Regions from separate parts of the Homo sapiens genome. Here region 2 is linked to region 1. Evidence: chromatin loops called from intact Hi-C (ENCODE). Cell type or tissue: PC-3. All regions are shown on one strand. Each heading gives the region's core, and the rest is flanking DNA. Links, peaks and the distances in the headings are about the cores only. Region 1 overlaps SCLT1 (sodium channel and clathrin linker 1). Region 2 has its middle 230 kb from the start of C4orf33.

What was found. A loop is a pair of places that touch in the nucleus more often than their neighbours do. Peaks named below come from ENCODE experiments on the same cell type or tissue, not always from the same donor. Only the 100,000 strongest peaks of a DNase experiment are listed, where the experiment ranks them.
Region 2: it touches region 1 in a loop (7-fold over the local background); 1 of 110 quality-filtered maps calls a loop at or near these places.

What each region holds. Positions count from the first base shown.
Region 1 is chr4:129,036,174-129,052,837 of GRCh38, forward strand. It overlaps SCLT1 (sodium channel and clathrin linker 1), which reads right to left. Exons shown (of 21, transcript NM_144643.4): 3 at 7,820-7,878; 4 at 7,222-7,294; 5 at 2,868-2,923. Among named protein-coding and RNA genes, the nearest start is that of SCLT1, 49 kb to the right of the region's middle. In PC-3, for the core only: a CTCF peak has its summit at 7,545 (motif pointing right); no DNase peak of the experiment used is centred there.
Region 2 is chr4:129,321,908-129,338,571 of GRCh38, forward strand. No RefSeq gene overlaps it. Among named protein-coding and RNA genes, the nearest start is that of C4orf33, 230 kb to the left of the region's middle. In PC-3, for the core only: no CTCF peak of the experiment used is centred there; a DNase peak (open chromatin) is centred at 6,454; H3K27ac peaks cover 2,053 bases.

The DNA of each region.
Region 1 (16,664 bases), core at 3,898-11,897:
ACTTTCAAGTTACCAAAAGTGTCTTTAATAAACTTAGAATCCATTTTTTTACACTTTCCTATTGTACTAGGAATAAACATACTCATGAGACATGACTGAATTACCGTTAAATAGGTGAAGGCAGATTTTAAAGACTGGCTTCAAAAGACCTGCATATGAAAGGAATAATATAAAGTCCAATATAGGAAACAATTAAATGATTATCTCAACCATAAAATACCTTGTCTATTCTCAGCACATTAAAATACAAGCTTTATCTAAGTATATTGGTGATTCAGAAATATTTATAATATTCTTTACTAGGAAGAGTACATCCCTGCTTAATAAGTATTTTGGAAAAGAATAGTAAATCATAAAATACTAAGATTAAAAAAAATTTCCCATGGGAAAAAAACAAAAATAAATGAGAAAAACTAAAAGCCCAATTAAAAGATGTACTTTATTTTGCACTTCAGTAAACACTGACAGCTTAAATATATGAAGTTTTTGGAAATTAGAAGGAAAGAAAACTAATGGAAAATACAAGGAAGAGAGAAAATCATGAAATAGCCAAAGGCAAGACAATTCCGTGGGTGTGCTATGTAATTTTAAGGAACAGCATGTATTAATTTAAATATAGCTACACTAAAATAAAAATAAATATAATCAAAATAAAATAAAATTACTACATAACATAGAAAAATACAAATAAAAGAATGTCAAACTTTAAAAGAGCCCATGTTTTGAATAAATTTAGAACTCAAAAAATTTTGGATTTTTAGTCTAGTTAAAAGTCAACAAAAAATGATGTATCAGATTTCAGTCCAGTTATATGAATTTTATGGGTTAAAGTTAAGAAACTTGGTATGGAAAAGCTTTAAACATTTTTTAGTAGCAAATATAAGAGAAGATCTCTATGACATTAGGCTGAGAAAGGACTTCTTACAGGAGATACAAAGAACAATAACCACAGGAGAAGAGTGAGAGATTTACTTTAAGTTAAAAAAAAAAAAGAAAAAAAAATTCTGTTCATCAAACACACCACAGTCTGGGAATATACATTTGAAACACCTATTATCTAATGTGTTGTATGAACCACTGGCACTCATTATTTATTTCTGTTCCCTTCCACATTCTGGCCTCTGTCCCAGGGGCGGAAAGTCCAAAACTACATTGCCCAGATGTCTTGCAGCTGAAGTTGTGGATAAGATTAAAATTTTACCAGTGAGAGGCATTTAAGGGAGATATAAAAGGTAGAAGTGAGCTGAGACCATTTTTTCTGTTGATATGGTGGCTGGTAAGTAAAACTGGATAGACAAAAATGTCTCTTGTAGTCAATATCCTATGACCCTTTTTCCAATATCAAGTCTCCAGTTTTATGGAAATAATGCTGCCATGGTAGTAATAGGGATGGTGGTAGCACCAGGGATGGTGGTAGCACCATAAATTCCTAACCCCAGGATTATAGTCTCTGAGGTGTAACTGTAAAACTAATGATTTAGTAGCACTTAAATGTAAGTGAATTAAATCCTTTCTTGTTTCAAATTTCTAGAATGGTTATTGTTTACTGTGTTGAGACTGACCAGCACATCAACAAATTTTCAGAATACAGATCACATATGCACTTTGGCAATTTAATAAGAACAAGATAAGTAGAAATGGGGAAAATATATGAACAAGCATTTTATGAGAAAAGAAAACCACATAGGTAAATAAACATATAAAAATGGTCAACAATGGGAGGCTGAGGCGGGCAGATCATGAGGTCAAGAAATCGAGACCATCCTGGCTAATATGGTGAAACCCCGTCTCTACTGAAAATACAAAAAAAATTAGATGGGCGTGGTGACGGGCACCTGTAGTCCCAGCTACTGGGGAGGCTGAGGCAGGAGAATGGCACGAATCCGGGAGGCGGAGCTTGCAGTGAGCCGAGATCGCACCACTGCACTCCAGCCTGGGAGACAGAGCAAGACTCTGTCTCAAAAAAAAAAGTCAACAATATTAGTATTCAGGAAAATGCAAATTAAAACAACAATAAAAAAGTATTTAACAGTCAAAATGATGAAAATTAAGCTTAACAAGAGCTACAGGTATTAAAAGATATAGATCAATATAAACTCATAAATATCACTGGTAAGAATGTAAATTGGTACACCTATTTTGGAAATTAAGTTGATATTATATTGCAAAATTGATATTCATATAACCTATAATCCAGCAACTTCCTTCCTTGAAACTCTTGCACTTGTGTATGTTATTGAATAAAAAAGTAAGTCCTAGAACACTAGATGATACCGTTTTTATACAGTCTTTAAAAATGTAAAACTAAAAAGTATATCGCTTGGAGATACACATACCTATAAAAAAACTGTAAAAGCAAGGGAATGATAAACACAAAATTCAAGATAGTGTTTATCTCTGGCAGAGAGAAAGAGAAGGATGGGAAATGGAAGAAAAACATGGATAGATGCACCAGCACTGGCAACATTTTAACATTCAAGCTGAGTGGTAGGCTGAAAAGTTTTCATTTTATCAATATGTTTTCTAACATACATATATATTATATACTACATTATTGATTGCTAATATTGGTAAGGTGATTATTTTGTATGCTACTCCAAGTACTTACTTTATCCCTTACAGTCAGCCCTATGAAATAGGTTCTATTATTATCTCTGATTTATAGAAGAGGACACTAAAGCAGAAAGGGAAGTAACCTGTCCAGGGTCACACAGCTAACAAGTAATCGAGCCAGGAGTCAAATAGAAAATCAGCCCCGGGGTCCACATTCTTAACTATTAATACTATAGCTATCAAATATCAAATAACAAAAATAAAAGTTACCTAAGACAATAATAAAAGATAAAACCAATAGTTAATTGATTTACCTTTCATTTTCCTTGATGACATTTTCAAGTTGTAATTTCATCTCACCCACCTGTTTCTGAAAGAATAAAATATGGTGTGGCAATACATTTTGCAGACAATCAGATCTCCATTAAGTAGACCACTCACGTAAGCAATCAGATTCTGACACTAGTTTACAGATAAGAAAGACTTATTCTTTATTTATAACAAAGGGATAATTAATATGGATAATTTACTAATAAACAGAACACAATAAAACATTCATTTTAAGTAGAATATAAATAAAATAGAAATATTTTATGTAACATGGTGAGAAATGTTTATAAATGTAATTCCTATGACTTGTAGTTGTGAAAAACAGATGAAAGATATTCTGGAGTATGTCACTATAACAAATACCAGATGGTTCCTGTATCTTGAATGTATATCTTAGTTAATTCACCTCAGTTTAGGTGAAGCCCATATAAGTATGTATATTTTTCTAGTATTTCAAAAGGTAAAATGCTAACAGTAAAGAAGAAAATGGAGGTCTTTTTTAGCAGTCATTCATTCAGTTTCTGATTCACCACCTTCATTAACTATCTAAACTCTCCGTACCATACAAGGCGCTAAGGTAAACAGACATGCTCATTGAAAAATAGTAGGAAAGATGGTTAAAAAAAATCCTAACTAAAATACAAGGCAGAATAAAATGCACACCAGAAAGGGAATTAAATGAAGGTCTGATTAACGTTCTCTGAAGGAGTAAAAAGATGTTAGGATTTCAAAAGAAAAGAAAGCATTTAAAGTTGGCGAAAATATGAGTAAAAGCAAAATAGCAAAAAATAAGTAGTCAACTCTCAGTAAGTGTGAATGAGCAAATGGAGAGTGTGCGCGCGCGCACACACACACACACACACACACACACACACAAAACCCTGAATTTACATGTAAAAGCATGCAAAATCTCACTTAAAACGGTAACTAATTCATGATTGTGTATTAGTCTTGATTGTGCTTCCTAAGCTAAAGGAGAGAAGCTTATCCTGGAGTACACTTTCGCAAGGGCCAGGTGGAACAGGCAGTTCTGCCAGCCTTTTTCTCTCTCTTTCAACCGAGAAGATCAAGGAAGCTTGGTCTAGGAGATCAGAATAGCAAATTCTAACTATAAATTTGGTTTGAAAGGTGAACTTTTCCAAGGTCCTCGTTATGCCTGAAACACAATTAAACCAACATGGATTAATTCACTACCAGATAATTGAGCACTGACCATATATGGACTGATACAGTGAGAGATAAAATTGGAAAGACAGGTACAGGGTTTTAAGAATGCCATGGCAAGAGGTTTGGATTTATTGTAGCCATTATCTTAATTTTATAGTTTTTAAATAATTTTTTCCCCTAAGATGGGGTCTCACTCTGTCTCCTAAGGTGGAGTGTGAGAGCACGATCACAGCCCACTGCAGCCAATAAACTGATCTTTAAAAGTTGCAAAACTATCAGTGCATCTTAAAGAATATTTATTACTCTTAAATAATTATGTAAGATATATTCACTAGCTAAGACTAAAGATGGATTGTAACGCTCTCACTATAAATTCCTTACTGTAAAATATTTCAAAATATTTACATTTGGAAGGAAGTGAAATCCATACAGTATTTCTCACATCATCAAATTCTTCCCTACTATTTATATTTTCTGGCAGAAAATCGTCCATATAGAGAATTGCAGTGCTACTTTTCCTGCTTTGGAGATATAGTATTTTTTGACTAGGTCAATAAGTCATAAGAACTAATCCTTCTAATCAATCACATCTATCTGAGCAACCATTCTTAGCTGTCAACATTTTTTTTTCTCTAAAAGAAGGAGCAATTATTTTTATCATCAAAGACTCAGGCTTTCTAGCATAGTTTATTTTTCTCTTGTAATTAATTAAGTGATCAACCTTTGGCGGTAAAGAATGCAAAATAGAAAAACAAAGTTAAACATCTTAGTAAAATGGCTGATTAAAGAAATAAATGAATCAGATTGTAAAAAATTTAAATGAATTTAATTTCAAGATAATTAGCTATCCTATAACAACCAAAGTACATAATATGTTATTACAGGAATTTAGAGAGAGTAAATTCAGCAGCAACTTTAAATTCACTAGTCCTGAAAACAAAAGCAAAATATCATTTGTGCAAAAGAGAGCTTTCTGTTGCTCTTTAATTGTCAGCTAGGAAGATTAAAAGACATTACTGTGCTTGTCCTAAATTTAAATAACTACAGGCTAAAAAATACACAATAAAGACCAGGAAGACCTTATGATAAAACAGACACTATAATTTTAATGAAATGCTTTTATTTGACATTTGGGTCTAAAGGACAACTTTGTTTATGTATTTGAGAAATAACCTTGGAAATGAAAGCCTACATAATTTCAAATGCAGTGAAAGAACCTAATTTTATTTTTAGAAATTGGAAGCATTATGTGTTCTTTTAGTAAAGCTACATATCAATGCATTAATTGATAAATAAGGGCTTGTTAAGCTAGCTCTAATCATCTTATTCCCATAAGCCCTGGCATTTAATCATTCATTAAATATTTAAGGGCCTACTATGTGCTACACTTGAAAGTACACAGTAGGATCCCTTCATGTCCGTGCATAAAAAGAAAAGGAAGTAAGGGAGAAAGTGCTTAGTGTCTGCCACACACACAGGCTGATTCTGAGGAAATCGGTCTCAGGGGTTGCTTTAATATATTTTATTTATTTATTTTTCTGAGACAGAGTCTCACTCTGTTGCCCAGGCTGGAGTGCAGTGGCACGATCTCGGCTCACTGCAGCCTCTGCCTCCCAAGTTCAAGTGATTTTTCCTGCCTCAGCCTCCCAAGTAGCTGGGATTACTGGTGTGTGCCACCACACCTGGCTAATTTTTGTATTTTTAGTAGAGATGGGATTTCATTATGTTGGCCAGGCTGGTCTTGAACTCCTGACCGCAAGTGATCTGCACGCCTTGTCCTCCCAAAGTGCTGGGATTACAGACGTGAGCTACCACACCTGGCCAGGCTGCTTTAATAAAAAGTCATTATACTCTGTTCCATTTGCATTAATGAAAGCCAACCCTGCCACCCTTGCTACAACTGCATTTATCCAGGAATTGGTATCTAAACCAAATCCAATCATGAGTATATTCAAGCTCTAATAGAGAGAGGTCATTGCCTCCTGATAGGTTTAGCTTGAGTCATATAAGTTCTATTTAAGAAATACTTCTATTATATGGTTATCCCAGTATTAGGTCAAAATTCTAGGGGAAAATGTTAAAAGACATTTTCAGATCAAAGAAACACATTATAAATATTAGGCATACTCTAAACACGTAGCTCACTGAAACTCAAATTGTACCCTAAACAATTTTGTGCTATTATTCTAGTTCTCCATAAGCCCTGGGACCCAAAATGATAATCCATTCTGCAAGTAATGGGAGATGCAGATAGAATGAGGTAAGGAGGAAGGTCTGAAAGGATGCGAGACAGTTTTAGGTTAAAAAAAGAGAGATGTAAGCAAACAATAATGAGATTAAGAGATTCTTCTAAGCACCTAAGCAATATCTCATGCAAGATAGCAAGAGCAAGGAAACACTGAATTAAAAGACAAAACTGAAGAGAATATTTTTTTTCTTCGAGACAAGGTCCAGTTCTGTTGCCTAGGCTGGAGTGCAGTGGCTTGACCACAGCTCACTAAAGCCTCGACCTCCCAGGCTGCTCAAGCAATTCTCTCACTTCAGCCTTCTGAGTAGCTAGGACCACAGGTGCACACCACCACACCCAGCTAACTTCATTCCAGCACTTTGGGAGGCCGAGGCAGGCGGATCACGAGGTCAGGAGATCGAGACCATCCTGGCCAACATGGTGAAACTCCATCTCTACTAAAAACACAAAAATCAGCTGGGCATGGTGGCACATGCCTGTAATCCCAGCTACTCGGGAGGCTGAGGCAGGAGAATCACTTGAACCAGGGAGTCAGAGGTTGCAGAGAGCCGAGATCGCGCCACTGCATTCCAGCCTGGCGACAGAGTGAGATTCCATCTCAAAAAAAAGAAAAGAAAAAAAAAAGAGATGGGGTCTCACTACGTTACCCAGGCTGGTCTCAAGCTTCTAGGCACAAATGATCTTCCTGTCTCAGCCTCCCAAAGTGCTGGGATTATAGGCATAAGCCACCGCACCCAGCTAGAAGAGAATCTTTAAACATATGCACATATATACATTCACACACATTTACATAGGGCCACCAATTGGTTAGTTACAGCAAATATTCTCTTTCTCATCAATGTCTTTTTAAAAAGAGGGAGTCTATTTTACTTTTTATTTTCATAATAAAATATTACAAAAGCCTCATAACTATGATTTCATACCTGGTAATATTTCAGCTGCCCATTTAGTTCTCCTAGGTGTTTATCATACTCAGTAACAAGAGGAGCTAAAAAGCTAAAAAAAGACAATAAAAATATAGCATATTCTGTTCCATCTAGTTTAATAAATATATAACAAGTGAAATAAATTACACATAAAAATTTTATGTTTAGTTTACTCATGCAATAAAAACTTTTCCCTTTTTTCCAAAACCAGGAATTTTAAATATTTGCACAATTAATATTTTGGACTGAAAAATTCTTTGTTGTGGGATGGCTAGACTGTGCAATGAAGGATGTTTAACAGCATACTTGGCCTCTACCCATTAGATGGCAGCAGCAGCCTCACTTTCCATAGTAGTGACAAACAAAAATGTTTCTAGACATTGCCAAATATCTCCTGGGGAAACAGGGGTAAAGTTGCTCCTGTCTGAGAACTAATTTTGTAGACTCTGTAATACTTGCTTTTTCTTGTCAATTCAAGAACAAAGCATTTAAGTTTAATAACAGCAGACCATAAAACAAACATTCCTGATACTGAATTATGCTAATAATAATTAAATATAACGAAGAAAATGATATTATTCTGGTAATACTTTACCTTTGGTCAAATACTAGGTTTTCAAATGTGTCGTCTCCTTCTCCTTGGCAGACAGCTTTCTATAAAAGAATGTACATCTTAAAATGTGTTCTCACATCATTCTAGCCAAAATTGATAGTGATATAATATTAAATGCAATTAAATTTTCATAATCTTAGAAACTCTATTTATGTAATTCAAAATGAGAGAAAAAAATAATAATCTCAATTTATACTGAAATGCATTTGGTAAATTTAATACCCATGCACAATAAAAACCACTGGCAAATTAGAAATTTGAGGATTTTTTCTTAATTTGATAAAAATATCTGCCAGAAATCTACATCAATTATAATTTAAAGGTTGAAAAGCAAGATGGAAGGCTATTATTATTTACAATTTGGCCATTTACCTAAAAACTCAGTATAATCTACCAATTATTAGAACTAGTAAGATAATACACGAAAAGTCACCAGACAGAAGATGAACACTTAAAAAAAAAATCAGTAGCTTTTTCAAATACCAGCAATAATTAGAAAATGTAATCAAAAAAAATCCTATTCACTACTATGATAAACAATATCTGGGAATAAAGCAAACAAAAAATGGTACAGGAGCTTATTGAGAAAATTAGCTTTACTAAAGGATATAAAAGGAAATCTAAACAAACATGGTACTATAACATTAATGTATGTGTGGAATGGTCAATATTTTGAGAATGTCAGCTCTCTAAAATTCACTACAACTTCATTGCACTCAAAAATGAAGTTCCAATAGAATTATTTATAAAACTTGATCTTAAATAAATCCTAAAGTTCCATGAATAAGTATGAAAAATTAGCCAAGATAATCTCACCAAAAAAAAAAAAAAAAGGAAAAGAAAAAAGAAAGAGGGAAGAACTTGGTTACTACATAGCAAAACACCACAATGCTATAGCAATTTAAACAGTATGCTATAGGTACAGTAACAAACACAACAGTATAACAAACCCAGAAATAGATTCAAGCATTTATAGGTATGTGGTATATAAAAGAAGAAGAATTATAATTGAATGGACACAATACTGCTATCCAACAAATAGTACTGGATAGCAAAACAAAATTAGCTGCTAGCACATACTAAATGGAAAAATACAGATAAAAATCCAAATGTTGTTAAAATTTTAACAATTATTGCAAGAAAATGCATTATTGACCTTGAGTTAGACAATGCTTTCTTAACGTCACAAATGCAGAAATTTTTGTCTGTTTTGTTTGCAAATATCCCAAGCAGCGCCTGCCATACTTTTTTGCTCAAATTACATTTGTTAACTGGAAGACACCAGGAGCAAAACCTATAAATGGAAAGACTGACACATTTTACAACATCCAAATTTAAAACTTCTATACAGCTAAAGACACCAAAAGCAAAGTTAAAAGACCTACAGCATTCGTAACATGACCAGAAATTTTGTATCTATGGCATATGGAGAAACATTTAAACACAAGATGTAAGAGGTTTTTCAGTGGTGCCTTTACTATAAAACATAGCTAACAAAATGTCTTTTAACAGAATAAATAAAAAATGATACAATAGAATCCCATAAGTAGTTCAAGAAATTAATTAAATTCACATGTATCAAAATATATATATCATAAAAAACAAAGAAGTTATTTCTAGGGGTGGAAAGAAGAAAATAGGACAGAGAAGAAAGGTGCTCAAAGGGATCACTAAAAGCATCTGTAATGTTCTGGCTTTTTGAAGGGAGAAAGTATTTATGATCACATACATATTAAAGAGTAATTTAAAAATATAACTCAAAGAAGCCTCTGAATTCTAAACTTTCACTTAATTAATTTTTAACATCTTACTCTGTAAATACTTATTTACCTACTATGTGTAAGGGCCCATGGGAGGTACAGTAAATAATACAAAGATGAACAAACAATTTATAGTCCTTATCCATTGGATGGATTGTAGAGTTATAGGAAGAGAGAGGCAAATAAGCAAGGAACAATAATAATAATAAAGACATACCATGAAAGAGGCATAGAATGGTAAGAATGAGTAGATGAAAGGAAGATAATCAATACTGTTTTTATTCAAGTACTACACACATACAGAAGACAGTACAAATTATAAGTATACAGCTAAATAATTCTCACAAGGTGAATATACTCATGTAACCAGAACTCAAATCAAGCAACAGAATACAAGTACTCTTCACTTTGCATATTGGTATACGTGTCTTCATTTTGCACAGTTCTGTGGAAACATCAAATCCAAGTAAGGACAGTTCTGATACACACAAGTTTCAGTTAACATGGTACTGCAAAAAGTGAGAACTATGTATATGACCAACAACCCCCAAACCCCTAAGTCACTACCCCCAGGCTCCATGTGGGACCCAAATCCTGACTTCTAACAGCAGGAAATCATTTTCCCTATTTTAAAAACATTATAAAAATATAACCACACAGTATATTTTCTGTTATGTCTGGCTTCTTTTGCTTATCACTGGGTTTGTGAGATTCATTCTTACTGCTGTGAGTAATTTTGGTTAGTTCATTCTTACTGACATATACTATTTCACTTTACAAGTATGCCACAATATATTTATGCTTTCTATTATTAAATGAAGTATTTGGGTTGTTCATTATTTGACTATTATAAACAGTGCTGCTACAAACATTCTTGAAAAAGTCTTATTGGTATAGGCATTTCTGATGGGTATACCTATAGGTAGAGTTGATGACTCATAAGGTCTGTATCAGTCAGATCTAGAAGAAAATGTCAAACAATTTTCTGAAGTAATCTTACCCATTTACTCTCCCACAGGCAGTATATGAGAGCTATTCCACATCTTTGTCAACACTTGGAACTATGCTTTTCACTCTAGCCAGTGGATATAGTAGTATTTCATTGTGGTTTGAATTTCCATTTACCTGATAAATAATGAAGTTGAACAGTCTTTTCTACAGTTACAAAGCATTTTAAATACCCTCTTTTGTGAAGTGACCTGTTTCTCTAATGGGTAATTGTTTTAGTTATTAATTTGAAGACATTCTTCATATATTCTAGATTTTTGCAAGATTACAAATATATTCTCCATTCCATAGCTTGTCTTTTTACTTTCTTAATGATGTCTTAAAAACATAAGTTCTTTCACTTTGAAGTAGCCCAGTTTATCAGTTATTTCGTTTATGATTAGTGCTTATGTGCTGTTTAAGCCATCCTGCCTATTATAAGCTCATAACTTCTTCCCTCAAGTTTTGTTCTAAAAGCTTTACCTTAACATTTAGATATGCAATCAATGCAGAAATTACATATGAGAGTAGTTTGGGTAGAGATCAAAATTTATTTTTCTTTATTCTATATGAAAGTCTGGTATGTGTAGAGCTATTTCCAAACTTTATTCTGTTTAACTGGCTTGCTTCCTTGGCCAATACCATACTAACCAAATTACTATAGCTTTACAGTAAATATTAAGACCTGGTAGTATCTGTTTCCAAGTGCAGTTGTTCTGCAAGATTGTCTTAGCTCTTCTTGTCCCTTTTCATATAAATTTTGAAAACAAAATAGTTCTAGTTTTAATTTTTTGAGGACTTCCATACTGCTCTCCACAGTGGCTAAACTAATGTACATTTCTACCAACAGTGTAGGAGGGTTCCCCTTTCTCCACATCCTCACCAGCATCCATTATTGCCTGTCTTTAGGATAAAAGTCATTAAAACAGGGGTGATATGGGATCTCACTATGGTTTTGATTTGCATTTCTCTAATGATTACTTATGTTTAGCATTTTTTCATATACTTCTTGGCCAGTTGTATGTCTTCTTTTAGAGATGTCTATTCAGCTCATTTGCTCCTTTTTTAATTAGATTCTTCTTTTAACTGTTGAATTGTTTGAGTTCCTTATATATTCTGGACATTCATCTCTTGTCAGATAAATAGTTTTCAAATACTCTCTCCCATTTTGCCAGATTCCTCTTCATTCTGTTGATTGTTTCCTGAACAATACAGAAGCTTTTAAGATTGATATAATCCCATTTGTCTATATTTGCCTTTCTTGCTTATGCCTTTGAGGTCTTCTCCATAAAACCTTTACCCAGAAAAATGTACTGAAACATTTATGTTTTTGTCCACCAGTTTCATAGTGTTGGGTGTTACATTTTTTAGTCCATTTTGTGTTGATTTTTGTAAAAGGGCCCGCATCACCAAGTCAATCCTAAGCCAAAAGAACAAAGCTGGAGGCATCACGCTACCTGACTTAAAACTATACTACAAGGCTACAGAAACCAAAACAGCATGGTACTGGTACCAAAACAGAGATATAGATCAATGGAACAGAACAGAGCCCTCAGAAATAACACCACATATCTACAACTATCTGATCTTTGACAAACCTGAGAAAAACAAGCAATGGGGAAAGGATTCCCTATTTAATAAATGGTGCTGGGAAAACTGGCTAGCCATATGTAGAAAGCTGAAACTGGATCCCTTCCTTACACCTTATACAAAAATTAACTCAAGATGGATTAAAGACTTAAATGTTAGACCTAAAACCATAAAAACCCTAGAAGAAAACCTAGGCATTACCATTCAGGACATAGGCATGGGCAAGGACTTCATGTCTAAAACACCAAAAGCAATGGCAACAAAAGACAAAATTGACAAATGGGATCTAATTAAACTAAAGAGCTTCTGCATAGCAAAAGAAACTACCCTCACAGTGAACAGGCAACCTACAAAATGGGAGAAAATTTTCGCAACCTACTCATCTGACAAAGGCCTAATATCCAGAATCTACAATGAACTCAAACAAATTTACAAGAAAAAAACAAATAACCCCATCAAAAAGTGGGCAAAGGATATGAACAGACACTTCTCAAAAGAAGACATTTATGCAGCCAAAAGACACATGAAAAAATGCTCATCATCACTGGCCATCAGAGAAATGCAAATCAAAACCACAATGAGATACCATCTCAAACCAGTTAGAATGGCAATCATTAAAAAGCCAGGAAACAACAGGTGCTGGAGAGGATGTGGAGAAATAGGAACACTTTGACACTGTTGGTGGGACTGTAAACTAGTTCAACCATTGTGGAAGTCAGTGTGGCGATTCCTCAGGGATCTAGAACTAGAAATACCATTTGACCCAGCCATCGCATTACTGGGTATATACCCAAAGGACTATAAATCATGCTGCTATAAAGACACATGCACACGTATGTTTACTGCGGCATTATTCACAATAGCAAAGACTTGGAACCAACCCAAATGTCCAACAATGATAGACTGGATTAAGAAAATGTGGCACATATACACCATGGAATACTATGCAGCCATAAAAAATGATGAGTTCACGTCCTTTGTAGGACATGGATGAAATTGGAAATCATCATTCTCAGCAAACTATCGCAAGGACAAAAAACCAAACACCGCATGTTCTCACTCATAGATGGGAATTGAACAATGAGAACACATGGACACAGGAAGGGGAACATCACACTCTGGGGACTGTTGTGGGGTGGGGGGAGGGGGGAGGGATAGCATTAGGAGATACACCTAACGCTAAATGACGAGTTAATGTGTGCAGCACACGAGCATGGCACATGTATACATACGTAACTAACCTGCACATTGTGCACATGTACCCTAAAACTTAAAGTATAAAAAAAAAAAAAAGAGACGGGGTGATTTATTTTTGGCATATGGATATACAGTTTTTCCAGCACTATTTCTTTTTTTTTTATTTGCAGTTGGCAGTTTTTTAATTTTTATTTTTATTTTAAGTTCTGGGATACATGTGCAGAACGTTCAGGTTTGTTACATAGGTATACATGTGCCATGGTGGTTTGCTGCACCTATCAACCCATCATCTAGGTTTTAACCCTGCATGCATTAGGTATTTGTCCTAATGCTCTCCTTCCCCTTACATGCCACCCACAGACAGGCCCTGGTGTGTGATGTTCCCCTCCTTGTGTCCCTGTGTTGTCATTGTTCAACTCCCACTTATGAGTGAAAACATGCAGTATTTGCTTTTCTGTTCCTGTGTTAGTTTGCTGAGGAGAATGCTTTCCAACTTCATCCATGTCCCTGCAAAGCACATGAACTCATTCTTTTTTATGGCTGCATAGTATTCCGTGGTGTATATGTGCCCCATTTTCTTTATCCAGTCTATCATTGATAGGCATTTGGGTTGGTTCCAAGTCTTTGCTATTGTAAATAGTGCTTCAATAAACATACGTGTGCATGTGTCTTTATAGAATAATTTATAATACTTTAGGTATATACACAGTAATTGGATTGCTGGGTCAAATGGAATTTCTGGTTCTAGATCCTTGAGGAATTGCCACACTGTCTTCCACAATGGTTGAACTAATTTACACTCCCACCAGCAGTGTAAAAGCATTCCTATTTATACACAAACTTGCCAGCATCTATTGTTTCTTGACTTTTTAATGATCGCCATTCTAACTGGTGTCACATGGTATCTCATTTGGTTCTGATTTGCATTTCTCTAATGACCAGTGACGAGGAGCTTTTTCTTCATGTTTGTTGGCAGCATAAATGTCTTTTTTGAGAAGTGTCTGTTGTTACCCTTCACCCATTTTTTGATGGGGTCATTTTTTTCTTGTAAATTTGTTTAAGTTCCTTGTAGACTGTGGATATTAGACCTCTGTCAGATGGGTAGCTTGCAAAAATATTCTCCCATTCTGTAGGTTGCCTGTTCACTCTGATGATAGTTGCTTTTGCTATGCAGAAGCTCTTTAGTTTAATTGGATCCCATTTGTCAATTTTGGCTTTTGTTGTAATTGCTTTTGGTGTTTTAGTCATGAAGTCTTTGCCCATGCCTATGTCCTGAATGGTGCTGTCTAGGTTTTCTACTGGGCTTTTTATGGTTTTGGCTTTTAAATCTTTAAACCATCATGAGATAATTTTTGTATAAGGTGTAGGGAGGGGGTCCAGTTTCTGTTTTCTGCTTGTGGCTAGCCAGTATTCCCAGCACCATTAATTAAATAGGGAATCTTTTCCCCATTACTTGTTTTTGTCAGGTTTATTGAAGATCAGATGGTTGTAGATGTGTGGTGTTATTTCTGAGGCCTCTGTTCTGTTCCATTGGTCTATACATCTGTTTTGGTACCAGTACCATCCTGTTTTGGTTAGTGTAGCAATGTAGTATAGTTTGAAGTCAGGTAGCATGATGCCTCCAACTTTGTTCTTTTTGCTTAGGATTGTCTTGGCTATACAGGCTCTTTTTTGGTTCCACATGAAATTTAAAGTAGTTTTTTTCTAGTTCTGTTTAGACAGTCAATGGTAGCTTGAGGGGAATAGCACTGAATCTATAAATTACTTTGCACAGCATGGCCATTTTCACAATATTGATTCTTCCTATCCATGAGCATGGAATGTTTTTCCATTGGTTTGTGTCCTCTCTTATTTCCTTGAGCAGTGGTTTGTAGTTCTCCTTGAAGAGGTTCTTTACATCCCTTGTAAGTTGTATTCCTAGGTATTTTATTCTCTTTATAACAATTGTGAATGGGAGTTCACTTATGATTTGGCTCTCTATTGGTCTGCTATTGGTGTAGAGGAATGCTTGGATTTTTGCACATTGATTTTGTATCCTGAGACTTTGCTGAAGTTGCTTATCAGCTTAAAGAGATTTTGGGCTGAGACGATGGGGTTTTCTAAATATATAATCATGTCATCTCCAAACAGAGACAATATGACTTCCTCTTTTCCTAATTGAACATCCTTTCTTTCTTTCTCTTGCCTGATTGCCCTGGCCAGAACTTCCAATACTATGTTGAATAGGAGTGGTGAGAGAGGGCATCCTTGTCACGTGTCGGTTTTCAAAGGGAATGCTTCCAGTTGTTGCCCATTTGGTATGACGTTGGCTGTGGGTTTGTCATAAATAGCTCCTATTGTTTTGAGATATGTTCCATCAATACCTAGCTTATTGAGAGTTTTTAGCATGGAGGCCTGTTGAATTTTGTCGAAGGCTTTTTTTTGCATCTATTGAGATAATCGTGTGGTTTTTGTCACTGCTTCTGTTTATGTGATGGATTATGTTTATTGATTTGCATATGTTAAACCCGCCTTGCATCCAAGGGATGAAGCTGACTTGATGGTAGATAAACTTTTTGATGTGCAGCTGAATTCTGTTTGCCAATATTTTATTGAGGAATTTCACATTGATGTTCATCAGGGATAATGGACTGAAATTTTCTTTTTTTGTTGTATCTCTGCCAGGTTTTGGTATCAGAATGATGTTGGCCTCATAAAATGAGTTAGGGAGGATACCCTCTTTTTCTATTGTTTGAAATAGCTTCAGAAGGAATTGTACCAGCTCCTCTTTGTACCTCTGGTAGAATCCGGCTGTGAATCCATCTGGTCCTGGACTTTTTTTGGTTGGTAGGCTATTAATTACTGCCTCAATGTCAGAATTTGTTTTTGGTCTATTCAGGGATTTGACTTCTTCCTGGATTATTCTTGGGAGGGTGTATGTGTTCAGGAATTCATTCATTTCTTCTAGATTTTCAATTTTTTTTTTTGTATAGAGATGTTTATAGTATTCTCTCATGGTAGTTTTTGGTTTCTGTGGGATTGGTGGTGATATCCCCTTTATCATTTTTTATTGTATCTATTTGATTCTTCTCTCTTTTCTTCTTTATTAGTTTGGCTAGCAGTCTATCTAAATCATTGATCTTTTAGAAAAATTAGCTCCTAGACTTATTAATTTTTTGAAGGGTTTTTTGTGTCTCTATCTCCTTCAGCTCTGCTCTGATCTTAGTTATTTCTTGTCTTCTGCTAGCTTTTGCATTTGTTTGCTCTTGCTTCTCTAGTTCTTTTAATTGCTATGTTAGGGTGTCAATTTTACA
Region 2 (16,664 bases), core at 2,974-10,973, 280 kb after region 1:
CTTAATGTTTTGTTCTGTTTAGACACAATGCAATTTTTATTGTGTTCAACAGGGAAGTTTCTCTCTTCAAGTCTTAATATATGGTATTAGCTACAAAATAGGTAAAGCGTACAGGCTCTGACACCAGCATGTCCCACTTACTAGCTATGTGACCTTTAGCCGGTTTCCAAACCTTTCTATAGTTTTCTCACCTATAAGATGATGTAAATGATCGTACCTACTACATAGAATATGAAGAACTTAGAAGAATGTTTGGCACTGATTAAATACTTAATGATTGTTAGCTTATATCTGATATCTGGATGTCAACTTAGTTTTTCTTGCCATACCTCTCATTTTTCCTCCCAAATTATAGACCTAATTGTTACTTAATTGTACAGAACCAGAAATCTTGGGGGATGGGAATTCATATCTTAATTCCTCAGTTAAATTCTCCATTTCCAGAAAGTAGGAACCATGCCCTATCTCATCAAAAGTATTCAGTAAGTGTTTGTGAATGGGCTTTCTTTAAAGGTATCATCTAATTCTGACTTTCCACTCAAGCTGTCTTGCCCTTAATTAGTTTAAATCAGCGTATTTGTTGTGTCCCATCAGAAACCCCCATTGTTTCTACTAGAGCAGGCTCATGTCAGAGATCATACCTTTTTAATTAGTACTAATTGAGGCAATTAGTTACCATTAGTAAGCAAGGCAAACACAGAATAAGCCAACTTTGGACCTATGGGCTTTTTAAAGTCTGTGGTTGCTGGGACTTGCTGAAAATCCACTTATTAAAACGTTTAATATATCAAGGACCATGAGACTGCTTTGCCCTCAAAGCAAGGCCAAACAAAACAAAACAAAACATAGAAGAAGGACTCATCAGCATCACACAGGGTCACCAGCTGCTGTGGATACCTTTCAATCCGTTGGAGTTAGGAACTAATAGCGCAGCATACAGTTGATAGAGGTGAATGAAAATTAAGTCAATTGATTGAACTATTTTAACAGGTGTCAGGGTGCAAAAAAAACACCAAAAACAAAAATCCTTAACTTGGTGTGCTGACATCTGTAGGACAGTCAGCTGAAGTCAAGTGTGCTTTCTTGGGGGTTGGTCAGTAAGCTGATCCATATTTGAAGGAAATTTTCCATTTCTCTAATTGGTTGATGTCATCCAGACAGTACCTACTTTAGTTTTCTTGCTGCTGCTCACTCTTATTCCCAGCTGGAAGCACTCACATCAGAGGCCGGAAAGAGGAATGCTAGAAAGGCTTTGCTTGGTTTTCTGTGGTGTTCCCACCTTCATTTCTCCATGGGGAGCAATGCTGATTGAGAAAGAAAGGGACAGTGGCATTCGTCAGAATCGCAGCTGCTTTAATCAGTGCCAAGAGCTCATAAGATCCGAGAACAACTCCCCAGCCTTTATTTTTCCTTATGTGGTATTTACCATGTTGTCTTTCTGATATTAGGGGAAAAATCAACCCCTTTTCCCTTTTCTTTCATAATTCAATTCTGAAAAGTTATTTATTTTTATTTTTCAAATTTTCTTGAACTCTATTTGCATGACTAACTTGAGTTGTAGTTTTTAAAAAATTCTGCATCCCCCCTCCCTATGGCCATTCAATTTTCTCTTGCACTCTATTTAAATATATTTCCAGAGAATGTGATAAGGCTGGTCAAAAAGTAGATAACTTGTAATCACTAACTTCAAGTAAATCATGGAAGATTAACTTTGTCTTTCTATAAAAGATGGAATAGTGTGTGAAATGGGCAATTTGAATATTTTCAGGATAGAGGATTCTTGCCTTACTTGATTGCTTTAAACCAATTGGAGAGATAAAAAACACTGAACACTTGCTCTCCCCAGCTCTTCTCCTACCAGGCACTCTCTCTCTTTTATAGAGCTCACATTGACAACATAATGAACGCACCGCACAGCTGTCAAAGGAAATGTTTGAGCACTTGTGAAATTACAGGCTGCTGCAGAAATGACTTAAGCATGCCATTACCTCTTGCTGCATTTAGAACAAATAAGCCACCTGCCCTTTAGGTATTATCTGATCTGTTTGAATAGACTACTATATAGACCCACATAGAAGACTCCAAACATTTTCTTCTACAATTCTGCTCAAAGAACTGCAGCTTCAGCATCTCGCACTCCGTTTTCTCAATGCCTTCCTCTCCAGCTCCAGCCTTTGCATACATTATATAAACAGTCACACGTCTAGTCTCCTGCGCTAAAGGAAGCCTCATTTTTGTGATCACAGCTACCTAGCCTTGGGCTGCTGTACCTGAGAGCTGTGTTCACCTGACTTCAAAACCCTGTGTACTCTCTTACCTCTAAAGCAAATTGTGTGATCATGAATCCACCTCACAACTAAAATCCCTTTTCCAGCAGACATGGATTGAGTGTCAGAAATGTTTTCTGATTGTATCATCAATCTGAAAGGGATAAATTAACTAAGCTATGATGGCTGCCTTACCATAGCTATTATCTCCTCAGCAAGGAAGAGCCTTTTAGCTTCGTGCCCTCAGGAGCACTACCCTTGCCTCTCTATGCTCTTGGACATCACTGTGGTTCAAGGGCATTTAGTGCCTCCTGCACCTGACACATGACACTGAGGAAGTCAAGAAAATTTAGGTAAAGAGCTTATTTGCCAAGGTATGGGCAGGCTATTGACAAACCATCAGGGATAATGTGGTATTATTAGAGGTGGCCACTACTGCGACCCTTAGGCCTGAAGGCGTGAGGGGAGAGAACAGCTCCTGGACTTTAGAGAGAGATGGGGGGTGGGCTTGGAGGGGGCCCACTGACAGGAGCCATGACCTTCTATTGGGACAGGACACAGCCACCCAAGGTAACCTTGCAGGGAGGGAACTGAGGAAATATGTACCTGAGCTTACTCTCCTCCTCCTCCCGGATCTCCTGTGGGTCCTTGCCTTTGGTTGAACATTAGCGGAAACTAGAGGAGGAGAGTTGGTGAGGCAGTCAGTCTTTCAGGAGAGACAGCAGGTACGGGAGACAGAAAAGCGACTCTGCGGGCGTGCAGAAGATGTTCAGCTCACCTTCTGAGGGGAATAAATATCTCATCCTAATGTTTTGTTCCATAGTTACCTCCCCCAATTCCCATTTATCTTTTAAACTGCAGCCAAAGTATTATTCTTAGAGCACAGCTGATTGTATCACATCCTTACTGAAAGACTTTTAATGGCCCATTCCATAGAGCATAAAGTTCAAAATCTTTATCATGGAATTCAAGGCCATGCAAATCTCCTTTCCAATTAACTTGTGAGCCTTTGCCAACAACCTCCCTTCTACCCCAGTCTATTTCCTTAAGCTGATAGTGTCCCAGGCTTTCCCCTCACCCCGTTCCTTTGTTCACTCTCTTCCCCTCATTTAGATTGCTCTTAACTAACTCCTGATAAATTCTTCCTTCCTCTTTAAGGTTGTTCTCAACACATCACGTTTTCATGAAGCTGCCTTCTATCATCCTAGTCAGAAATAATCTTTCCTGCCAATATACTGCTATGACATTTTTATTTGTTATTTTTCCTGAGACATTATAACACATTGTCTTATTATTAATTTTGGACATCTGAACATGCCTGTTGTTAGAATATGAACTGTGTGCATCCCTCGCTTTGTGGCTCTGGGTCTGATTAGAAAGAATTTCCATTCACATGGGTAGAATTTTACTGGATTGGGATATACCAGGAGGGGCCAGAGATGGATAGGATTCATGGGTGAGGACAGGTCGTGTCTGAGTAGGAATATAGATGGAAGGGCAAGAAGTGCTATTATTCTCAGGGGTGAATGAAGATCTGAATACAGGAAAAAAAGCTGAAAAGGAATCAGCTGTTAGAACAGTTCTGGAAACAGTGAGTGTTAGGGTGGAAATAATGTGAATGGGTACAACTCCCTGACCAGGAACTGAGTTGTGAGGTCCAGAGCTATGCTGAAGGGTTCTGATCACCTGCGGCATTGTCTCCCTGGCTGGCTGTAATGAAAGGGGTTGCTGGGTCAGTTCATAACCATGAGTTCTTCGAAGGCAGGGGCCATGTTTTGTTCATCTTTGTAATTATTTGTCTCTCCTCCCCTTTGGTCCCCTTAACGTAGTGTCTGGAACTTAGCAGGTACACTAAATATGTTTGTTGAAATGACTGGAAGTCAGCAGATTTTATTTATATAAAAATATTGTATGGAATGTAAAAAGATATGTGTATACATAATGATGATATTTTAGGAACAGTTAAAAGATAGTCTGCTCTAAATATTTTTAAAAGTGCATCTTTTCTACGTTCAGCATAGGCTGTTGTGCTGACCCCAGATAAACTTGATTTCAATGTCTGCATAACCCGGGTGCATTGGATACCTGACATGTATATCTGAAGATCAGGAGGTACTCTGAAAATAAAGACCAGCAATGAAGAAGCCAACAGGTGTTCACTTAGCCATGATGGACTAGTATTAGGAGGGTTTATTGGAGGCCCATACCCATTTACAAGTATATTGCAGTCCTCCAAGTATACTGATAGATGACGTTTTATTCCAATGAAAAGGGCTTGTTCTGCTAAGTGACTGGCTTTATGTGATCAGCTATTGCTGCATCATATCCCATGCTGAAGGCAATCTGCTTTTGTCAGTTGACATTTTCCAATTATTTCCTAGCACTTTTTTTCCCTCTGTATCTGTTGAGACAAAATCAAAGTTTAAAAAACATGCAGAATTCATAGCTCATAGTAAAAACAGACTGTAATATGCTGAGAACTTGAAGCTTTCATCTAGCCTGTCAGGAAAAACCCTCCAATTCTAATTTGAATTAGGCCAGAGATGCACAGAATAATTTGAGTAGCTGCTGGTTAATGAGCTGTGGTTTACAGGTTGGGCCACTGCATGCTTCCTCTGGAGTACATTGCCGGCTAAGTAATCCACTCTCATTATAACCGCAGCCTAAGGAGCAGCCCATTTGGAGGCAATGTAATGATGTGATGTTATATATCACAAAAATTAGAGGGATAGAACTATAACTGGTAGGTCATCTTGACTCTCCCCTGCCAGGGCAGGCTTGTTCACCACACTGCTTCCTTGAGTGCTTTTGTCCAGTCCTGTTTTAAATGACCCAGGCAATGGAGCTCAATCCTTTTCCCTTGAGAGGCCATTTGGCAGTCTAATAGGCTTTGCTGTTAGCAAACTCTTCCTTGATGTGCTGCCTAAGTTTTCCTTTGCTCAATTTCATCTCATTACTGCTGTTATTCTGCTTTTGTGCACCCCAAACGATCCCTCTTTCTCCTGCATGTTTACTGCTTCCTTCTGCTCATAAACGCTTTCCCATACCTCTTAGTCATTGTCTGGCCACAGAATGTCTGCCACGGTCTTTAAAAACTTTTGCTCTTCCTCCATCCACATTTGTGATTCCCTTCTGAGCTCTTCCCCCTTTGATCAAAACTTTCCTGATTTGTAAGGGCTGGAAGAGCACACCATATTTCATGCTGGATGATGTTTCCTAAGGGCAACATCAGGGCGTTCTTCCCCTACTCTGTGACAGATGCATTTGTGTACACGGCCTAAAATTGCATTGCCTCTCTTTGCTGCCAAAGCACACTGAGAAAGTTGAGGTCTGATGTACTATCAGGGCTCACAATCTGCTGAACAAGAGAGAAGAGTTACTCACCTGGCGCTGGTGATTGTACATGTGCATTTGGCCATTTTTCTTTTCGAAAGACTCTGCTTTAGGCTCTTGGCTTGATTAAAGTTTGATTAAGGACTGAAGAAAAAAAACAAATTGCCCAAATAACAACATTAAACATAATAATACCTTGTTCTTTGGACCAGAGTATTCATTTTTTTTTTACCCTATAATTGCAGTGCGATGACGGTAAAGTGGTAAGCTCAAACTTTACTAGTTCCCCTTCATGAAGGGAATGAAGCACATGATGTTGATAAAGAGATCCTTTTTTTAAAAAAAAATGTTGCAATTTCTCAGTTTGAAGGGGCTGGCAAATGAGAAAAAACAGAAGTGAGAAATTATTAAACTTCTCCTTCCTTTTGCTCTTCAAAGATGAGTTCATGCATATGTATAAAGGCCAGATTTCAGCTTAAAAGATTCTCTAAAATATTTTGCTGAACTTAAATTATATTTAATGGAATGCCAATATATGTTCAATAAAATAATACTTTTTACAACATCATGTGATGGATATTGTGTAGGTATGTTAGTTATCTAAAATACTTCCTCCAGTAATCATAACATAATGAGGCAAAAGCTATTTGTTATTTGTTGCTATTTGTGATTCAAATTTTTTTTTTTTTTGGTCTTGAAATACAGATGGCTTGTTTGCTCAATATGAGTCAACTTACTTTGGGGATTGTATCCTAGATTGCTTCTGTTCCTTCATCATTTGCAGTGACGTGGCTTCATTTGAAATCATGGTCAGGAGAAATACTGGGCTTTCTTCCTGCTTTATCTTAGCTCACCGTGTATCAGGTAGGCAAATATTGTGTTGACACATCCATCCTCTGCAGAGTTATGCTGCAGGAAGAGTTGCTACAACACAGGAAGTATGACTGATGGTGAAGCGGCTGTCCATGTGCCAGCTTAGATTTTTTGACCTGTAGTCAAAACATTTATTGACAATCTGATCAAAGTATGGCTGGGTTATGTTGCTGTGTAGCATTTTGGCCAATCATATGACATTGAGGTACACTGGCGTGGTGCTGGTCACTCTTGAAGTCACATAGGAAGGGTAAGTTTTAAGTTTAACCTACCTACAAGGATATGAAGATTTCTTGTTAGAGATAAGAGCAACACATAAAAATTAGAAAGTTATAAATGTTAGTGAACCTAACATTCTATATATTTCTGCTTCTTTGTGTTAAGTGGTAGAGAAAAGCCTAAAAGTGTAATTCTAAGCGAGGAAAGGAAGAGATCTTGGGATACAGGCCTAAAAGCTATGATGAGCATTTATTGAATGTTTACTACTTTACAGGAAGAGTGCCAAATACTTTAGGTGGATTATCTTTTAGTCTTCTCTAGAAATCCCCAATTTTTTACAGATGGGGCTCAGAGAAGTTAAGTAACTAGACTAAATTAACAGAGGCATTAAATAGTGGAGTTGAGATTCATAATCAGGGCATTTTTAATGTACAGCTTATGCTATTAATTGCTACAAAATAAGTATTTTCTTCTTTATATTTATTTATTTATTTATTTATTTATTTATTTATTTATTTATTTTTGAGATGGAGTCTCGCTCTGTTGCCCAGGCTGGAGTGCAGTGGTGCCATCCATCTCCGCTCACTGCAAGCTCCGCCTCCCAGGTTCACGCCATTCTTCTGCCTCAGCCTCCCGAGTAGCTGGGACTACAGGTGCCTGCCACCACAGCCGGCTAATTTTTTTTTTTTTGTATTTTTAGTAGAGACAGCATTTCACCATGTTAGCCAGGATGGTCTCAATCTCCTGACCTCATGATCCACCCACCTCAGCCTCCCAAAGTGCTGGGATTACAGGTATGAGCCACTGTGCCCAGCCCTAAAATAGGTATTTAAACTGAACATTGTAGTATGAATATTGTTAACGGTTTGAGTGAGGATTTTATTATATTACTTGACATTTGACCAAGAAATCCAGTAACACCTGCTTCTTCCTCAGGCCCACAGCTACTCCTTTTCTCATGAGGTCCCAAGAGAGAGATGTGCACAAGAAATAATGGCAAACTGTACAGAGGCACCAATCTACCAACAATGTAGGGCTTTGCATGTGACCCAGCACAAATGGGGATCTTTTACCATCTGTTTCCAAATAAAAAACCACACCAGGACACAAAGAATATCAGATTACCTAACAACACTTGTGGCAAGAAGAGAAGAAAAGATGGGTAGGTTTATCCAAGGATATAGGCCCTGGCTTAGCTTAATGCTTTGGAGGCACAGGGTATCGACAAGTGCCAGAGAGAGATGCCACACACACATATAAGAACCAGTAATGCTCTGTCAATACAAACATTGATTGTGGTGCAATTATCATCATGGAATCGGATTCCACTCATATTAATATGCAAGAGAGAGAAGGGGCATAGAGACCCTTCTTGTCCCTTTTTATGGCTGCATAGTACTCCATGGTGTATATGTACCACATTTCCTTTTTCCAGTCTATCATCGAAGGGCATTCAGGTTGATTCCCTGTCGTTGCTATTGTGAATAGTGCTGCAATGAATAATACCTGTGTGAATTTAGTCAAGTTACTTAACTTCTCTGAGCCCCGTCTGTAAAATATGGGGGGATTTTTAGAGAAACCTAAAAGATAATCCACCTAAAGAATTTGGCACTGTTCCTGAAAAATAGTAAACATTCAATAAATACTCATCATAGCTTTTAGGCCTATGTCCCAAGATCTCTCCCTTTCCTCACTTACAATTACACTTTTAGGCTTTTCTGTACCATTTAACACAAAGAAGCAAAAATTCATAGATGTTAGGTTTACGACCATTTATAACTTTCTAATTTTTTATTTGTCAGTCTTATCTCTAACAAGAAATTTCTTATTATGCCCTTATTATTACTCATACAATAATAAAGAGGAAGAGAAGCAACCAGGCATCTCATGATGGAGGAGAAGTGTGCTCGAAGACAACATTAGAGCTAGGAGAGTCTTTGGTTTTTGAAGATACAAAGTTGCAAGGGCTGCCGGATCATCGGACTGCAGATGCCATGTAGGTGACTGGATCTACAACGGGGAAGAGACAGGGCTTGAGGTGCAGATTTTTAAGTAATTTGCAGAGAGATGCTAGGAAAGAGCAGAGTACAAATAAATGGAATCTTCAGAGAATTCACCTAAAAGGGGTCATTAGTAGGAAGATACTCCAGCCAAGGGAATACAGGAAAAACAGCAGTAGAAGCGGGTGGGGACAGAGCAGTAACTCCAAAAAGAAGAGGAGTTCAAAAAGCAGACTTAAATTATACAAAAACCATTTAGAGAGGCCCAGAGGGATGTAGACTCTAAAGGGAATTTTAATCAGAAGGGAATTAATAATGACCTTTGAGAAGCAGTTTCAGTAGAATGGAAAGAATGGAAATTCAAATTATAGGAGTCTGGCTGGGGGAAATGATGAAAAACAGAAGGAACAGTTCTAGAATACATATATCACACTTGCAGAAAAAAAGTAAGATAGTGGCAAGAGGTAGGCAAGGCTACAGATTATTATTATTTATATGGAAGACAAGTAGGGAAAAGTAAAATGCTGGCCTGATAATGAGTTGTAGTAATACTTACCACTATCTGATATTTTCTCATTTATTTGCTTGTTGATTGAGCATTCATTGTCTGTCATCTCCAACTGGAATATAAGGTTCAGAAGAATGGGGTCTTGCCTGCCATGTTCAAAGAGGAATACTTTTGCTGGAATATAAGCTCCACTAAACCTTGTCTCAGTTGTTCTTTGCTAGATCGCCAATGCTCAAAACAGTGCCCATCACACTGTGAGTGCTCAATGAATATTTGTTGAGTAAATGAATGAATTAATGAATCAACTCCCAGTTTCTGCAATAGTCCTTAGTATTTAGAGGGTACTTGAGCACTCACATTCATTGTTTTAGAAATTAATTGTGAATATGAGATGAAAAAAGAATAAGAAGTAGTGGTGAGATTCAGCTGAAGCTGAATGGTATATCTTTGCAGTGGGTCAAAGTGGCACGTTTTGTATCTTCTAAGTATTCTCTAGGAATACTTAGCAGCCAATTAATGGATTAATATTATTGATCAGAGGAAAACAGTGTCTTTAGTGACTCCATTGTGTTCCACATGCTGTTCTAAGTGCTTTCTCTGTTTTAACTTATTTAATTCTCATAATAGCTACATGATGAGCACCATTATCATTCTCATTTTACAAGGGAGAAACTGAAGCACAGAGAGGTTTAGCTAAAAAGGATGGTTGAAATGAATCAGGATTGGAAATTACAGCCATTGTGACATATTAGAGGTGAGAATTTCAAATATGGTGTTGAAGACAACATTAAAATAGCTTTCTCTAAAATTCGACAGGGTAAGGAGCCCAGTCCGATAAGGAGATGAGCATTCAGAAGTGAGTGAGAGGGAGTAATGAAATGACTTGGTGCGAGTGATGAAATCAGAATGTCAGAGTCCAAAGAGATCTTAGGGATCTGCTGTAGACTACATCTTTGTATCCCCTCCAAATATACATGTTGAACCCTAATCTTCAATATGATGATGTTACGAGGTAGAGCCTTTGGGAGTTGAGTAATTTCATGAGGGCAGAGAATGGAATTAGTGTCCTTATAAAAGAGGCCCTGAGAGAGCTCCCTCACCCCTTCTGCCATGTGAGGTTACAGGAAGAAGTGGAGGTACCAGGAAGTGGGCCCTTACTAGACATAATATCTGCGGTGTCTTGATCTTGAATTTCCCAACCTACAGAACTGTGAGAAATAACTTTCTGTAGTTTATAAGCCACCTAGCCTATGGTGTTTTGTTATAGCCGCCCAAACAGTCTAAAACAAGATCCTTTAGCAGAATTCCCTTACCTTACAAAAACACTTTACCTCTAACTGAGATTTTGCATTTTCTTCAATTAACAACGTAGCCCACAAATCACAGTATTATAACAGTACCTGCAATTTGGTCACCTATAGAAATGACAGATATTTCCAGATATTTATGATTGTAGCAGTTATCTCGTGGTATCATTTATAATAGTCTCCAATTCAAAATTACAGTGTTTATTACAACTTCCAGTAGATCATTTTATTGATTGTGTTAATAAAGAAACATAGATATTAGTATATGCTACAATTTTGTTTTTTAAATATTTGACAACTGTGCAAACTGCATAAAAATAATAATTTTTTCTATAATCCTTTTATTTTATTTTATACATTTAAAATCATTCTTCTGAGAAGGGTTTCACAGGCTTCACCAGACTGCCAAAGGGGTCTATGCCCCAAATGATTACCCCTAGAAAGAGAGGCTTACAGAGCTTGTGGGACCCAAGCTTGTGGATGGCTAATGAGTGTCAGCACTGAAGCCAGACCCATATTTTCTAAGTTCTGATTGACAGAGTCTCTCACCACTACTAGGAGGATGCATTTGGTATGGAGAGAGTGAGAAGTTCTGCTTGTAGAAATGGACGAGTAACAAGGGCAAGTGGGATATGAATGGTTTGAGCTGGGTGGTTGGGATCCCTGTTAATGTCTTCTCCTTCTCAAACTCTCTCACACACATGTTGAGAAAGTAAATCTTTCAGTCTAGTGTGGTGAAGAGTGTTTTGTGAGCAGCTTCTATCTTAGAAAGTTGTACCCAATATTTGATGAGCTTTTTATTCCATTATCAAATCCCAACTTATCTGCTCATTCTCACCCGGGGTTGGGTCAGGACCAATCTCTCTTGGATTCTGACATTATCCTTCTATTGTATTATGCTTTCAGAAGTCTGCAGAGCTTTTCCAGGAATGCTTTAAGATCACAACTTTCCCACCTTGGACACTGCCTCCATGGGAAGCTTCCCAATCTTCTCTGTCCCTGTTAAGAAGAAGGGGCCTGGATACTCTGTGGAGAGGGATTGAGTGATAGGAAGCAAGGAAATTCTAGAAAGAGAGAGAATGAGGGCAAGGCTGATTGGGGACATTGGATTGCATGTAAAAGGAATTCAGTAGGACACAACCAGAGAATCTAGCTGAAGAGGTGTAGGTAAGTATTAGGTTTAGGAGGTAGTGGCATGGTTGAGAGATTTGCTCAGCAAAGTTTTTGTGAAAAATGGTGGAGGAGCACTTCAGTGAACAGGCGAGCATGATGGATAGATCAGAAACATTGCAAGAAAGAAGGAGAAAGGACCTAACCTTGACTGGGTACCTACCATGTGCTGAACATTGGTAGACAACATACTATCTCATTGAATCTTTAGCAGCTGTGTGAGACAGTTGTGATGCCCATATTACAACATGAGGAAAATTAAACTCATAAAATCAAATGACTGACTTGCTAGTGTTACCATGTAGAAATTGGAATTTCAAGTCAAGCTTAACTTATTCCAAGCCCCTTGTATTTTTCTCAGTTTCATGATGCTTTCCAAAGAATAAGGAGGCATTTGGAGGGCTAGGAAATAGGACAAAGCAATAGGAGATGCAAAGGGGTATACATGGATATATGTTCCTCATCAATACAGTCTGAGAATGAGGCAGAGAGAGACACTGAGGGTTTTACTTTTCCTCTCAAGTATCTGCTATTGACTTTCACTACTCCCCTCCTCTATATGAGATATGGGTTTCTTTTGGAATGAAAATGACTATATTCCTGTATTATAGTAACACAATATAACAGCCCTCTAAATAGGATGCTAATAAAATAACAATACATTGCAAACATCTTTGCTTCTGGAGATTTTTATTGTGGTATCCTGCTAGGAGTGAACTCTGTTTGAACTGCAATGAGTAAACTATTGGGGAAACACATTTTTTTTCTTTTTGGATATAGCACACAAGAATAAACTCTTCTCACTGCCAACTTGTAGTATCACATAAACCTGAGGAGAGATTTTCTTGTTGCTGGGGATGATATGTAGCCTTCAGACAAGCAGAGGCCAAAAGAGGATGGTATCTTTCCATGGAAACAGAGGACACTGGCTTGACATACATACTTGAAAAGTATGAAACGTCTCATAATTCTGGAGAGAAAATATTCTTTTGCTATTTCTAAAAAAGCAAAACATTTTAAAAGTTTTCTTTCAAGTTTTTTCTCATCTGATTAACTTTCTGGAAAAATAGAATATTTTATTTTCCAAGTTAGATTCTAATATTTCTGTGCCATACTCTGTATCAGGAAAGTAAATTTACTCAATAAAAATAAAAAAGCCATTTTTTAAATATTTTACCTTTCTTTGTAACAACCAGTCATAAGGTTAAGAAAATATAAGTAAACATTTTGAGAATGAGAAATGTGTGCAATAAGTCACATTAGTGAGTTCAGTTTGTCAGAAATGCTTATTGTAATCTCATCTTCATTCAGTAAGCACAGGAAATACAATCAGTAGGGTAAAACTTTAGCCATGTAAAGGTTTTTCTGCACGTCTGTGAAAAGAGAACCAACAATTTAACACTAAGTGATCTTTTAAAGCTTGTGTGTGTGTGTGTGACCTTTCTTTCCCTCAAACACCTCAAAGCATGTTTTTTCCCCCCTATTAGGCACCCTGGACAAATGTAAATATCTCCAGGATTACAGTAAAACAGATTTTCTGTATTTATTTCTTCTTGGATGAACATTTGGCTCTACTCTTCATAAATCTTTCTTGTTTGTTTGTTTGTTTATAGGTGTCAAATAACTAAAGGTATGGAAAAACAATATTTTTTACTCTTTGCAATTTTTCTAGGGTGTCAGGTTTGCTGAGAGTCCTGGCTTATTAATGTACCTGACTTTTCCAGCATTTATCACAAATGTAAATGAACAGTCTGTGGTGTAGCCTGTTTTCAGGATTGCTCTGATGATCATGTTGCTATGGTGATAACAGAGCATACAGGTTCATGAGACAGTATTAGTAATGCAGCAGCTTGAAACTTAATCAGCGCGCTGCGACTTCTCCCCCATATTTCAATACCACTTCGGCAAATTGAATTCCAGGCAGTTGTCAGTCCGATGTATTCCCCGTGGTTTCTCCTCTGCAAAATTGCCTCTTTATTCTATACACTGATGATCATGGAGTAATTGAAATCTGCAGCTGTTTGTCATGCTATTTATACAACTCTGTCTTGTAGCCAGCAACCTTTTTATGGCACGCACTGCAGGTAACAATTAGATCTAGAAACCTTTTTTTGGTTGAACAAGTGAATGATTGTTTTTCCCAAAATACTCCTGATTTTGGGTACTTTATGTGATACCTTGTTTTGTGGGGGAAAGTTCAGCCAAGGTTTAATCACAGTCCATTATGGCAGCATGACGGGGGCTTTGCATTCTTTGCTTCCAATGATTGTGAGACAACTGGAGTGTTGGGTAAAAGGGCTCACTCCTCAGGGAAGGTGCCCCCCGATTCCCCAACAATCTGCTCTCCAGCTGTGTCAAAAACAGGACTCTCCAGCTTCTAGTGGCCCTGAAACATTTGCAACAATAGATGTGAAAACACAATTCAGTGCGGAAAAGAAAGCAATGATCTGGGGCACGTGGCATGGCTTGGGCATGGAATAATGCTTTCTCTTTAGGCTGCTTTGCAAGTAGGGAACTTAAGCCCTTTTCCTCTTTCCCAGTGAACTGATCCATTATCAAGTCTCCTATTGCCCTTTTTGGGTTGTTTTGAGGGTCACTACATGATTTTTTTTTCTGAACGTGAAATCCAAGGGGACATAAACTGAGCTTTATTTGAAGCCCAGCAGGTAGAAAATTTCCCTTCTCTTATGTTCCCTGTAATATGAGCTGAAATAAATGGGAAGCTATTGCCTTTCTCCTCCCAGCTGAAGGTAGATGATTCCACTTGATGTGTTCCCTCTGCTAAAAAGAGAAAGGGAGAGAGAGAGGGAGAGAGAATGATCGTATGAGATGGCCACGGAGGATTTCCTGTTTCTGTAAAATAAAATGAAATTACTGGACAAGAGCCGGGCCTTTAGAGATTCAGGAGGTAGTTGGTCTGTCTCCTCTCTCCAGGGCCCATCAATAGTTTTCTCTCCTGCATTCTGTCCTTTTCTGACCATTGACTGAAGACCACAGTTACCTGCTTTCCAGTTAGGCCGCTCCCTCCTGTTGTGTGTCTTATCTTTTCTTCCCTTCTGCCCCCTCACTCTCTCCTGGGTCTTGCTGTTGTGGTATTCAGGCACTGACATTGTCTAGGCATTCTATGTGTGTTTTAAAAGTTATTGGAGGTCAATCTGTGAAGAGTCTTTTGTTGTTGTTGTCGTTGTGGAATGCCAGCTGGGTATAGAAAAAAAGAGAAAGTTGCTGGAGGGATCTTAATGGAATAATCAGGAACAAACATGAGTTGCATCTCTATACTGCATAGCCAATGCAAATATGAGAGAATTTTTGCACTGTGTTTTGAAATACTGTTTTTTTAAAAGAAAATTTTTGGGAAAGTTGTTCAGCAACTTGACAGTGTTCTAACTTAGCTAGCTATTGCTTTCTGGCCAGTATGTTGCAGTGTGATATCGATCTCTTCACAACAGATGGCTTTATATGTGCATAGAAGAGCTGATGGCAAAGCTGAAACTTAGTGGATATTGGTGAATTGATGACAGCTGATGATCTCAGAAATATCTCTTTAGCATCACTTAGATTTATCCTTTCTTTATCTTCCTCAAGGCTTCATAAGTATTCCCCCTTCTCAATCCCTTTCATAAATACTTAATTTAAATGCCAATAAAATTTCAAGGGCAGAGGTATAATCAGGACAGAGGGCACCAACATTTAGAGAATACCGAAATTTAAAATAATCTTTAAAAAAGATTGCTACATTTACATGTTTACAGCATACGCATGCCGTCAGCTTGCAGGAACAACTGATCTTAATACCTACTTAGCAAGAATGTTTGGTTAAAACAGGAGGCTACCAGATGGCTCAGCATTGTTAATAGCGCCCATCTGAGAGCAGCATCATGAATTACAAAGTTGAGGGCAAAATTTAAGACTCCAGGTGGCAAAATGAAAACAAAAAAATTGCTTAAATTTTTTATTTTTAAAAGGAAAAGAAATGAATGCTGCATTGCAAAGTGGAAATACTCTTTTGTAATATGCTAGTTGTTAGTAAGTTATATAGAATTTGCTGTGACTTGATTTGCTGCAAGTTAACCCAAGTTGCTTAGAATTGTTGTGCCATGGGTTCTTGTATTTTTTTTCTTTTTTGGTGCTAGAATTATCTGTTATGACTCAAAGTGCACGCTGATGATAGTAGGGAGTCTGTAGGCTCATCTTGCGCTCGTGGGGTTTTGTTTTTGAGGACTCCAGTAACCCTTTTGACATCACAGAAGGGGTCTGTCGAATTCTACCTTGTGGTGGTTTTCCAGTTTTGAGCCACAGTAAACCGGTATATCTCAAGTCCAGAATAGGTGCTTTGCAGAAGGAAGTTGCATCTCTCAAACACATAGCCTAGGAATTAGACCTTAGTCTTGAGATATAGGAAGATCCAAGTATTTTTACCTTTCTTGATCTCCCTACGTGTGTCTCTGTGTGTATTTTTCCCAGGTAAGTTAGGAACAATGTAATCACTAGGGAAAGTGCTATGATTCTGTGTTTATAGTAGTACTGCAAAGAAAAGTTATACATACCGTTCACTCAGGTTGTATAAAATAGACTAACAATCCAAATCCATACTTTTGGAACATTTGGTTTCACATTTGAAGCCCAGGTACAGTATGTGGCCTTGCATGGCACTGACTCTGTGTACTTATTCATTCATTTATTAATCGAACACATTTATTGTACTGAATACCAAGAACTTGTGAGTACAGTCAAGAGCAAAATAGACAAAAATCCCTGTCCTCATGGAGCATATAGTTTATTTAAAGGAGACAGACAAAGAGCAGGATAATTAAATAAATTATACAGCATGTTACATAATGACAAGTGCTAAGGAGAAAAAGCAGGGATGGAGTATAGTGCTATGGTGGAGGCGAGCTGCAATTTTAAGTGGGTGATTAGAGAGGGCTACACTGAGCAGGCAGCACCTGAGCAAAGATCTGAAGAAGGCAAGCCATAGAACTATTGG